Regions from separate parts of the Homo sapiens genome. Here region 2 is linked to region 1. A link is a loop called in an ENCODE intact Hi-C map of the cell type or tissue named here. Cell type or tissue: PC-9. All regions are shown on one strand. Links, peaks and the distances in the headings refer to the core of each region. The heading gives the core; the rest is flanking DNA.

Evidence for each region. A loop is a pair of places that touch in the nucleus more often than their neighbours do. Peaks named below come from ENCODE experiments on the same cell type or tissue, not always from the same donor. Only the 100,000 strongest peaks of a DNase experiment are listed, where the experiment ranks them.
Region 2: a loop joins it to region 1, with 6 times the contacts of the local background. A loop is called at or near these places in 1 of 110 quality-filtered maps.

What each region holds. Positions count from the first base shown.
Region 1 is chr1:38,956,241-38,962,386 of GRCh38, forward strand. It overlaps the pseudogene EIF1P2. Among named protein-coding and RNA genes, the nearest start is that of RHBDL2, 17 kb to the left of the region's middle. In PC-9, for the core only: CTCF peaks have their summits at 3,680 and 3,880; DNase peaks (open chromatin) are centred at 2,901, 3,611 and 5,421; H3K4me3 peaks cover 1,185 bases; H3K27ac peaks cover 4,775 bases.
Region 2 is chr1:38,135,985-38,142,130 of GRCh38, forward strand. LINC02786 (long intergenic non-protein coding RNA 2786) reads right to left here and starts at 5,591. Exons shown (of 6, transcript XR_001737991.3): 1 at 5,473-5,591; 2 at 1-429. LOC105378654 (a long non-coding RNA gene) reads left to right here and starts at 5,687. Exons shown (of 7, transcript XR_001737987.2): 1 at 5,687-5,730. RefSeq lists an enhancer at 4,133-5,046. In PC-9, for the core only: a CTCF peak has its summit at 2,472; a DNase peak (open chromatin) is centred at 2,827; H3K27ac peaks cover 478 bases.

The sequences.
Region 1 (6,146 bases), core at 799-5,798:
CTGGTACCAGATTCTGCCTCTCCTCTCTGTCACCCACGCTGGAGTGCAGTAGCATGATCTCAGCTCACTGCAACCTCCACCTCCTGGGCTCCAGGTATCTTCCCGCATAGCCTCACGAGTAGCTGGGACTACAGGTGCGTGCCACCACGGGGCTTTTTGTGTGTGTGTGTGTGACGGAGTCTCGCTCTGTCGCCCAGGCTGGAGTGCAGTGGCACTGATCTTGGCTCACTGCAAGCTCCACCTCCCAAGTTCATGCCGTTCTCCTTCCTCAGCCTCCTGAGTAACTGGGACTACAGGCACCCGCCACCACGCCCGGCTAATTTTTTTTTTTTTTTTTTTTTTTTTGTATTTTTAGTAGAGACGAGTTTTCACAGTGTTAGCAAGGATGGTCTCGATCTCCTGACCTTGTGATCCGCCAGCCTCAGCCTCCCAAAGTGCCGGGATTACAGACGTGAGCCACCACGCCCAGCCAATTTTTGTATTTTTTTTTTAGAGACTGGATTTCGCCATGTCACCCAGGCTAGGTACAGCTTGCTTTTTTTTTTTTTTTCCCCAAAATGGAGTCTTGCTCTGTCGCCCAGAGGTGGAGTGCAATGGCGCAATCTCAGCTCCCTGCAACCTCCACCTCACGGGTTCAAGAGATTCTTGTGCCTCAGCCTCCTGAATAGCTGGAATTACAGGCACCCGCCACCAGGCCCATCTAACTTTTGTATTTTTAGTAGAGATGGGGTTTCGCCATGTTGAGCAGGCTGGTCTCAAACTCCTGACCTCAGGTGATATGCCTGCCTCAGCCTCCCAAAGTGCTGGAATTACAAGCTTCAGCCACTGAGCCTGGCCTGGTTCTCTTCTTATAAAGACACCAGTCAAGTCTGTGCACATTGGCTCATGCTTGTAATCCCAGCACTTTGGGAGGCCGAGGCAGGCGGATCACCTGAAGTCAGGGGTTTGAGACCAGCCTGACCAGCAGAGTGAAACCCAGTCTCTACTAAAAATACAAAAATTAGCTGGGTGTGGTGGCAGGTGCCTGTAATCCCAGCTACTCGGGAGGCTGAGGCAGGAGAATCATTTGATCCCAGGAGGCAGAGGTTTCAGTGAGCCAAAATATCATGCCACTGCACTCCAGCCTGGGTGACAAAGCTAGACTCAGTCTCAGAAAAAAAAAAAAAGAAAAAAAAAAGACACCAATCATATTGAGCTATGGCCCACCCTAATGAACTCACTTTGCCTTAATTACCCCCTTAAATGCCATACGTTCAAATGTAGTCACATTCTGAGACACTAAGGGTTAGGATTTCAACACACAAATTTTGGAGGGACATATTAAGCCCATGAAAAGATTATCCTCTTCTTCCTCTACGGTTGTACATATGATACGTGCTATTGTTTAAATATGTTCCCCAAAGAACATGTGTTGAAAACTTAATCTCAGGCCTGGGTGCGGTGGCTCATGCCTGTAATCCCAGCACTTTGTGAGGCCGACGCAGGCAGATCACAAGGTCAGGAGATTGAGACCATCCTGGCTAACACGGTGAAACCCCGTCTCTACTAAAAATACAAAAAATTAGCCGGGTGTGGTGGTGGGCTCCTGTAGTCCCAGCTATTCGGGAGGCTGAGGCAGGAGAATGGCATGAACCCGGGAGGTGGAGCTTACAGTGAGCCAAGATTGCGCCACTGCACTCCAGCCTGGGCGACAGAGTGAGACTCCGTCTCAGAAAAAAAAAAAAAAAGAAAGAAAAGAAAACTTAATCTCTAGTGCAATAGTTTTGGAAAATGGGACCTAATAGAAGATGTTTATGTCATGAACGCTCCACCCTCATGAATGGATTAATGCCAGTTATGAAGGGACTTTTTTTTTGTCTGTGTGGCTCTTTTCAGTTTATTACATGAAGGAGTTACACTAGTCCAAGCTAAGAGCAGACCCCAAATAGTTACTTCATACACATTGTGAGGTTTTTAAACCTGTGACAAAGACAGAAGGGAAATTCTACTCATTGCAAGAAAATCCTCACTTAAGCTTCAGTGAGCCACAGACACTTAGAACCCATGAACCTTCAGCTGATTGTCCTTGGCCAGTGCGATCTCTGCAAGGAACTGGCATAGGTTCTTGCACGGGTCAGTCTGTAGCTTAATTAGTTCTCCATATTCTGGATGCTCTATTGCAGTACCAGGCAAATTTCTTCTTGAATGCCTTCACTAGTTTCTTTTTTTTTTTTTTTTTTTTTTGAGACAGAGTCTCGCTCTGTCACCCAGGCTGGAGTGCAGTGACATGATATCTCAGCTCACTGCAACTTCCGTCTCCCAGGTTCAAGCGATTCTCCTGCCTCAGCCTCCCAAGTAGCTAGGACTACAGGCATGAACCACCACAACCAGCCAGTTTTTGTATTTTTAGTAAAGATGGGGTTTCAGCATGTTGGCCAGGCTGGTCTTGAACTCCTGACCTCATGTGATCTGCCCACCTAGGCCTCCCAAAGTGCTGGGATTACAGGCATGAGCCACTGTGCCTGTCATAGTTTCTTTTTATGGTAGTCATCAGCAATTCCTTGGACAGTAGTAATGGTCTTCCTGCCATTTCTTTATTAAATTCTTATATGGATATAATCCTCAGTGTCAGCAGGAAGCAGGTTATCGCCCTTAGTTGCATCCAGCAAAGAGGTCAAAAGAGTAGAAGTTCAGAATAGCAAACATACTATACAATTCCTTTTCCTCAGCAGAAACTGCCTACAGAGGTAGCAGTGGAAGAAGTGGGGGGAAGTGGGCAAAGGTGGGGTATGGAGCATGAGGAAGCAAGGGGGCTCAAAGGGAAAGTTGCTGAGTCCTCAGCGGTAGCTCACGGACTGGGGTCATGAAAAGACTTGAGGTTTTGAGTTCAATTTTCTTATTGTCCCAGACTCTCTTGCCCTTCCACATTCCACCATGAATGACTCAGCAAGAAGGCCTTCAACACACACCAGCACCTTGATATTGGACTTATCTGCCTCCAGAACTGTGAAAAATACATTTCTTTTCTTTGAAACTACCCAGTCAGTGGTGTTCTGTTATAGCAACACAAAATGGACTAAGAGTATGTTGCTAGTAAATATATCATTTTAGCCATGGGTTTTAAGATCTGGAGCTGATTGGAAATATTGGACATCCCCTAGAGATTCTGTACTCAGAGCTGGATGCAGTAACTAGAGGTAATTTTCGATGTGAATGTGCTTGAAGTTGTATGCAGTATAATCCTAACATCAGAGCAAGACCCTATCTCAAAAAAAACAACAAAAAAAGGATATTATGTAGCTTATAAAATAAATGGGTGGGCTGAAGAACCACATTCTGAGCTACATAATGAGAAAGAGCCAAAACCACATTGCAGAACTGGTCTGATGACAAGACACCACTGCCATGATTGAAGAGCTCCAGATATGCCGCTTGTGCCAATGATACCGTGACCATCAGATACTGGACTGATCACTACCCCACAGTCACTGCTTTTCCAGGAAGCGATCCTCCTGAAGCCAACTTTTCCAGCAAGCTTTGAGGCAGATGTGGCTGACTGGCAGAGCCCAGTCCACATGCCAGTGCTCTAGCTGCAAGACAGGTGGAAAAAGTGTACCTAGTACTTTCAGCTTCTGTAGGGGATGGTAAGCCCTGTATCTCTGACTCATCGCCTGATGAAATTCCCTAAATGAACGAAAGAGGGTGGCCGGGCGCCGTGGCTCACGCCTGTAATCCCAACACTTTGGGAGGCCGAGGCGGGTGGATCACGAGGTCAGGAGATCGAGACCATCCTGGCTAACACAGTGAAACCCCGTCTCTACTGAAAATACAAAAAAATTAGCCAGGCGTGGTGGCGGGCTCCTGAAGTCCCAGCTACTCCGGAGGCTGAGGCAGGAGAATGGCGTGAACCCGGGAGGCGGAGCTTGCAGTGAGCCGAGATCGCGCCACACCGCACTCCAGCCTGGGTGACAGAGCGAGACTCCATCTCAAAAAAAAAAAAAAAGAAAGAAAGAAAGAAAGAGGGTTAGAGTGCTATGGACCCAGCATACATGTCGTGTCCCTACACCCATAACCGTCAAGACGACCCCTGTAAGGGACATTAACTTTGGATTAGTGCCAGTGTATCTCACAAAGCCTACTGCAAACAAGTTTTACACATTTTAATAATCTATACTTAGTCGGGGTTATTGAATGAAGGTTGGTTTAAGATAGGCATAAGTTCTCACCAAGAAAACTGTTGCCTCTGCCACATCGGAAAACTGGGAAATTAGTAAGCTATTGTTCCAACTGTTGGCTCCAGGAACACATTAACTTAGCCAGGATCTGGGCAACAAGAAGCCACTGCCAGAGCTTTTGGTACCAGAGCTGTGACTTACTGAATCCTCCCATGCAACTTCATTTTATCCCCCACTTTAACTCAGTTCCAGATCAAGCCCCTTAGGCCTGTATCTGATTGGGAAACTTAAAACACATCCAGAGACTAAGTTTAAAGGAAGTCTAAGTTCCAGGCGGTGGCTTATACCTGTAATCCCAGCACTTTGGGAGCCCAAGCTGGGGGGATCACCTGAGGTCAGGAGTTCAAGATGAACCTGACCAACATGGCAAGACCTCTACTGAAATACAAAAATCTCTACTAAAAATACAAAAATTAGCCAGGCTTAGTGCCTGGCACCTGTAATCCCAGCTATTCGGGAGGCTGAGGTGGGAGAATCGCTTGAACCCAGGAGGCAGAGGTTGCAGTGAGCCGAGATTGCACCATTGCACTCCAGCCTGGGCAACAAAGCAAGACTCTGTCTCAAAAAAAAAAAAAAAAAAAAAGGCAAAGAATTTGAACAGATATTTGTACAAAGAAAATATGCCAATGGCCAATAAGCACATAAAAAGATGTTCAACATTATTCATCATTGGTTATTAGAGAAATGCAAATCAAAACCACAATGAGATGCCACTTCACACCACTGACTTCTGGGGAAGGAAGGGGGTATAGTACATTGAGTTCAACCAGTGACTGATACCCAGCCAATGGCCAATGATTCAATCAATCATGCTTCCATAATGAAGTCCCAATAAAAACGCTGGACAGGCCAGGCATGGTGGCTCACGCCTGTAACTCCAGCACTTTGGGAGGCCGAGGGGGTGGATCACAAGGTCAGGAGATTGAGACCATCTTGGCCAACATGGTAAAACCCCATCTCTACTAAAATACAAAAAAAAAAAAATTAGCCGGGCGTGGTGGCAAGCGCCTGTAGTCCCAGCTACTCAGGAGGCTGAGGCAGGGGAATCGCTTGAACCCAGGAGGTGGAGGTTGCAGTGAGCCAAGATTGCGCCACTGCACTCCAGCCTGGTGACAGAGCAAGACTCTGTCTCAAAAAAAAAAAAAAAAAAAAAGCTTTGGACAATAAGGTTTGGTGGAATTTCCTGGCTGGTAAACAGATCAATGTGTCACCAGGCTGATATGCCCTGATTCCACAGGGAGAAGGCAATTCTCAAAGTTCTGCTCTTGAGACTCTCCCAGACCTTACCCTGTCTCCTCATTTGGCTGGTCCTGACTTGTATTCTTTATAATAAAACTGTGATTGTAAGTATATCACTTTCCTGAGTTCTGTGAGTCATTCTAGTGAATTATCAAACCTGAGTGGATATGGGAACCCCCAGATTTGTAGCCAGTTGGTCAGAAATGTGGGTGGCCTAGGGATGCCTAATGTGTGGCTGGCATCCGAAATGAGGGCAGTCTTACTGGGGACCATGACCTGTAATTTGTGGGTTCTATGCTAACTTCAAGTGGTTACTGCTAGAACTTTATTGTAGCACACCAGTTAGTATAAGAATATTAACTTCTGTGGCAAAAGATGTAATTTAATTAAGGATCTTGAGATGGAGTGTTTATCCTGAATTATCCGAGTGAGTCTTAAATACAATCACAGTATCTTTATGAGGGAGGCAGAGGGAGATTTGATACAGACAGAGGAGGAAGAGGCAATGTGACCACAGAGGCATTGAGGAAGACGCAACGTGACTACCATCTCTGGCTGAACAACTAAGTTGTGTGGAACTCAATGGTGGATCCTTGCCAATCAGGATACAGTAACAGCTCTAGTGTCTGAATAGCAATTGCCATCATCATTCCCCACCCCAACCCATAGGTGCTTATCCATTACTCCCTGCCA
Region 2 (6,146 bases), core at 511-5,510, 820 kb before region 1:
GCAGTTTGGGGGAGCCCTGGATTTTTTTTTAAAAAAGCCTTCTTTCCACTCATAAATCACCCTCCTTTGAAACCCCTCCTCCACTTTCTCTGCTCTCTCTCTCTCTCTCTCTCTCTCCAAGAGATCAGCACATTGCAAAGACAGGTTGTTGAATATTTTCTCTCTCATCACTAAGAAGGCCTCCCTGCTGGGTGTAATCAAGAACCATAAACTCGCCTTGCGGCTCGAGTCAGTGTGAATCGAGCCCCAGTCAGCTTTCCTCGATTCAGACACGCTCTGGCCGGCTGACAGCACGGGCCAGGCCGGCGGGTGACGGCCAGGCTGCTCTCGCAGATGCATCCGAAGGGGCTGCAGCCAGTGGGGCTGGGTCTCATAGAGTCTCCGCCACTGGCTCTGTAATGACCCGGCATGGAATTCAGGGCGCCTCTCCTGAAAGGTCAGGAAGGAGAGAAATCAATGCCTGCAGACAAGGAGTCCGTGCATTGACAGGTGCCACAGGCACTCCTTGGCCCTCACCCCATGTCCCCAGGTCCCCGGGGAGAGGAGACAGACAGGATGACCTCTCAGACTTGGCAGTTATTTCTGATGAGCAGCCTGACCAGATGGCTTTCTCTCTGGTTTTTAGAATTGTTCCTTTCAAGGTGGAAGAGGGCATGGACCTAGTGTTGCCCCAGTGGGCTAGGGTTGGGCTGGAGGGTGGTGATATTGGAATAAGAAGGGAGAGTGAAGGAGAGGCACCTGGGGAGCTGGGCTGGTGGCTGGTTGGCTGCTAAGGGAGCTGTCCTGTTCTTTGCCTATAAAGACAGGAACAGCAAGGGTAAGAAGTCTTCAGAGGGAAAGCTGGGGAGGAGCCTTTCCCGTCTTTCCTTGACTTTCTGTCTCTGACAATGTTACTGCCACTGCCTGGACCCCTGGGCCAGATGGTCCCTCCTTCCTGAAAGAGCTGCTTCCAATATCCCTTTCAAAAGATACCCTCCTCCTGCCAGCCAGCAAACCTTTAGGACACCTGAGTGGTTTCCCAAATATGCCTTGTACATTCCCACCTCCAGGCCTTTGTGTTTGCCATTTTCCCTGCCAGGCAGGCCCTCTCTTCCTTCTTTTTCTGGTAAGCTCCTTCCTACCTGTCCTTCCAGGCTCAGCAGAAATGTCTCCTTTTTTGAGGAGCTTTACCCGACCAGGCTGAGGTCACCGGTGGCTCCTGGGGAACTCATGCAATTCAGCCCTTAACATACTATGTTGTGGGGATCTGTCCATCTGCCCTTTGGGTGAGAGCTTCCCCTCTAGGGTTGGGACTGAGTCTGACTCAGCTTTACGTGCCCAGGGCCCAGCACTGAGTCTGTTGGGATGAACAGGATAGAAGTTTTATCACCAAGTTTCAACACTGCTCTCTGTCTGTACCTGCCTACCTGTGTACCTGTCTACCTGTGAACCTGTGTACCTGAGTGGGAGAGTGTGCCCTGGTTTCCATGCATCAGTCTTTGCAGGAATGTCTTTCTGCCCACTCTTCCCTTCTCCACCCTCCAAACCAGATAGGATGCTCCTTGAGGGCAGGGCGAGCTCTGCTTCATCTCTAAAAGCACAAATGCAAAGTGGGAGCTGGTAAAGATGTGTGGAACTGGGTCTGGATTTTGCTAAAAGGGACCTGTTCAGGCGGGAGCCCTCTAGGCAGGGTTGCTGTTGTGGCTTCCCATGAAGGGCCTGAGCAAGTCCCTGTGCAGGGTCCAAATGCTCACTCTTCATGGGGTGGGAGGGTCCTTTCCATTCAAGCATGGAGAAGCTGCAGCCCCAGAATCTGCAGGCTCAGCCTCAGGGGCTGGCTGTCCACGTTGGGTCTTCACATTCCCATTAGCCAGTTGTGGGGCTAGCCCTGGGGCTCTTCTCCCGGGGCTGCCAAATACGATGGCTCTCCAGAACAAAGGGCAGCGTTGTTTCTGCTGCTGCCTCCATAGCCTCCCTTGGGAGGCCGGGAGCCAGGACTCAGACAAAGTGTGGGTTTCCTCTCAGGTGGACAGCACGCCTGCCCTCCCGCCTATGCAGAGGCCACAGAGATATTGCCCACCAGATTCAGGGCTCTCATAACTCTTTCAAGACAATCACTTTATTTATATGACTTTGTTTAAAAAACCCACAGACGATCCACCACGGGGACATCTCCGACTGGCTCAGCTTGGTTCTCTCCTATCCTCTGAGTCCATAACTCTTAGTCTTTTGATTCTCCCAGTCCACACACTATAAAAATCTTATTTCTATAAGGTCTTTTATGGTTACCAAGATAGTCAATAGTGTCATTTTCATTCATATCATTCTGCAGGGAAGTTAGAGGAAACGAACCAGACAGAGGAGAGCTATAAATAAGGTTCAGCTACACAAGGCCCCAAGCAGATCCCACTGTGTTCTTTTAAAACTACTCATGCACAGAATACACACACACGACATATACCTATGCACATGTATGCCCAGTCATGCTAGAGACAGGTGCACACGAACTCACCCATGCACACAGGATGCTTTGTCCACATGCTGCTTGCATACACACACGCATGTATGTGCTTGCACAATTTAGCAGTTTTAGAAAAAAGCCCTTTATGGGATTTGCCTGTCTTTGGAGGGCCAAGAGCAGGCAGCAGTACTTGCTGTGGTGAGATGGGGGTACTGAAGCAGGCCAGCTCAGAGAACGCATTCCAAAGCCATGAACTGCAAGGCTGGGCACCTGGCCATCCATGAGCTCATGTGTGGGGAGCTTTGGAATTCCCGCCAACACAGGAGCTTAGCTCCGGCCTGAGTGGCAGAGGCAGCCACCCAGCCAGCACTGGGAATGCCGGGCCACTCTCAGAGCTTCCTCTGACTGTCTCTTGGTGTCATCTGAGGGCCAAACCCCTCATTCTTTGGAGGAGAGCCAGCTAGCTTCACCATTCTGGTTTGTGCCTTGCTGCCACACCTGATTGTCCACAGCCCTGCTGCCCACAGCTTTGCCTTCAGGGCAGGACCCCAGAGGAGGAGCATAAGTTGTGGCCCTAGAACAGAAAGCAGGAAGCCTTGGGCACTGAGGCCCAAGAGAGGCAGAGAGAGAGCTGGCAGGGGAGGGGAGGGTAAGAAGTCTTCCGAGGGAAAGCTGGGGAGGAGCCTTCCCCATCTTTCCCTGACTTTCTGTCTCTGACAATGTTATTGCCACTGCCTGGACCCCTGGGAGCAGGTAGGGGAAGGGAGGGGCTGCATGGCTAGTGCCAGAGAACTGTACTCTCCTTAGAGAATTCCAGGCTCATTGGCCTGGGGTGCAGAGGAAGGAATGGCCGCTAGAGTCAAGAGGTCTGGGTTCTAGCACTGACTAGCTGCACACTGCAGCCTTTTGCGATGCTGGGCAGACACCCTCCCCTCTCAGGGCCGCTATACCCCAGTGAACCGTAAGGAGGGATGCGCTCTCAGGTTCCTCCTAGTTTGGGAACTGCAGGTGGATTAGGCACACTTCAGGGTTCCAGGGCAGGTGTGTCTCCTTAGCTTCCCCATCTGCAAAATGGGGCTGATGATTTTTTACTGTTGGCGACATCCCAGGGACACTGTGAGGGAAACTGGGCGAAAGTCCAGGTGTACGGATGAGCTTATTTGGGAACTGGTGGCTTTGGAACTCATAACGAATGCAACCCATCAGGGTGCCCAAGACCTTGCAAAGGATCCCCTCCTACCCCCAGCTTCTTTCTTCCTCCTTACTACCCAGCACCCCCTGTACTCCCCCAGCACTGGAGAGCTGAGAATGCAGCCCAGGGCTCTGAGCTCGAGGCCTTGGAATTCCTCTATTCCCCTACTGCCTTCTTCAAGGGAACTATTAATTGTAATTTAAGCCTCCCAAGTTAAAAGCAGCGTGCAGATTTAAGGATTCTTTCATCCCAATTACACATCGTTTCTGGCTGCACTTTAGTGCCAGGCTTTTATCTGTTGTTCTGGGGAATCACTTATTGGCCAGAGCAGCGGGCTCCACGCAGATTGCTCCCTGATTATGTTTAATGGCAAATGGAGAGTTAACTCTCCTCCCTCCCCGGAGCTGTGTCGGCACTTTTCCCAGCCCAGCCGAGAGCAGCCCAGGGGAACAGGAGGGCATGGAATGGGGGAGCTGCAGGGACCTCCATGTCCTGGGACTGTTTGTGCAGGGCTCCGAGGGGACCCATGTGGCTCAGGGTGGCTAAGGGGGCAATGCTGCCCCCACCCGCTGGATGACCCAAGTGCTGTGTTTCAAATGCTGATAGCAGCCCTTTGTTTATTCTACACATTCCACTACCATGGGAGGCTACTGTGCATTCATGCCTTGGGCTGGCCTGTTTCCTCACCCACACTGGAGTGTGCCCGGCAGTTAGGGCCACTGCATCAGTCTTATACACACTTGCACACTCCGGGTGAGCCCAGCTCCTGAACCTGCACTGCCACACGCACACTCACACACACTCACACTCACAATCAACATCTCCATGTGCACGATCACACTCGACTTGCATAGACTCCCTACTCTCACCTGCGAGCACGCTCTCAGCTCAGTCCCAAACATGCACAGGGCTGGACCCTTCTCCACCATCAAATGGAGACTTTTCTGTCTGTCTTTTTGTCTTTTGCTCACAGAATTAGGCTGCCAGAGGAGCTTGGAGTGGATCTTGGAATGTCAGGTGATGAGATCATAGACTCAGACCCCTGTGCCATTGAGCCCCCAGGGTCACTCACTTCCACTGGGTTCCTGAGCCCCAGTAGGATTGTACCTTGTCACAGAGTTTGGGCTGGCTCAGTCCTTTGGATGCTACTCTGTGAATCTCAAACTTGACGCTCCAAAGCAGAGCTCCTGGTCTCCCCCAAACCTGCTTCTCCTGCAGTCCTCCCCCGTCTCAGCTCTTGGCAAGTCCTTGCTTCCATTGCTCAGGACAAAAAAACCCTGGAGTCATTCTTGACTCCTCTCTTTTTCTCACTTCCTACTTCTAGTCCATCAGCAGATCATGCTGGCTGTATTTTAAATACATATTCTTAATCTGATCACTTCTCACCACCCCCACTGCCACCACCTCGACCAACCCCACGAAGACCTGGTTTACTGTAGCAACCTCCAGACAGGCTTTCCTGCTCCTGCTCCTCCCCTCCATGCGGCAGCCAGACCCTGTCCTTCTCTGCTCCTCTTGAAGAAATACTTGAGGACCTTACAGGGGCTTGTGAGTCCTTATGTGATCTGCTCCTTTAACCCCACCCACTCCTGACTTCTCCTCCCCTATTTTCTCTCCTGCACTCCTCTCCAGCCACAATGACCTCCTTGCTGCACCCGTGCCTTAGAGTCTTTGCTGTTTCTCTGCCTAGAATGCTTTTCTACCCGATCTTTGCTTGAATAACCCTCTTCCTCCTCCTTCAAGCCTGCTCCAATGTCACTTCTTAGTGAGATCACCTTAAATATCCTATTGATCCTGCAACCTGCTGCCCCTTCAGCCCTGCTCTCCCAATCCAACTTACTCTGCTTTTATTCTTTTTTTTCCTTTTTCTCTTTTTCAGCAGAACATATACCTTCTATCACAAGTTGGGTGCACTGGGAAACAGACTCCGACAGAGACTTCGGCTTGCAGGAGGTTTACAGGGGAAGGCTCTCACAGTGGAGGAAGCAGAACCAGGCAGAGGGAACAGTTGAATTGTGATGTAGTCACAACAAAGGCCTCAGCTGACCCCATGGGGAGCTGTGAGCTGGGGGGACTTTCAGAGTCGCTCTGCATTAAGGTGAGGGGGCTGGGGAACTTATAGCTTCATCTACCTACTATTGGGTGTGGGCTGCCCCCAGGGAAGGGGAGTGACCTTGGGTAAAGCAGCTGTCTTCTTTGAGCACAATTCTGGGGAGGGACTCAGCTGAATGGCTTTGGCCACCAGTGCTCAAAGCAGCTGGGGGTGAGTGCATCCGCTCAGAAGTGGAGAACTGGGTGCCACACCACAGCGTCCACTTTGTCTTTTACTATACATAAATGAGTAAATGTTAATATATAAAATTTATTGTTTGTTGTCTGGGTGCAGTGGCTCATACCTGTAATCCCAGCATTTTGGGAGGCCGAAGCAGGTGGATCACTTGAGGCCAGGAGTTAGAAATCAGCCTGACCAACATGGTGAAACTCCGTCTCTAGTAAAAATACAAAAATTAGCCA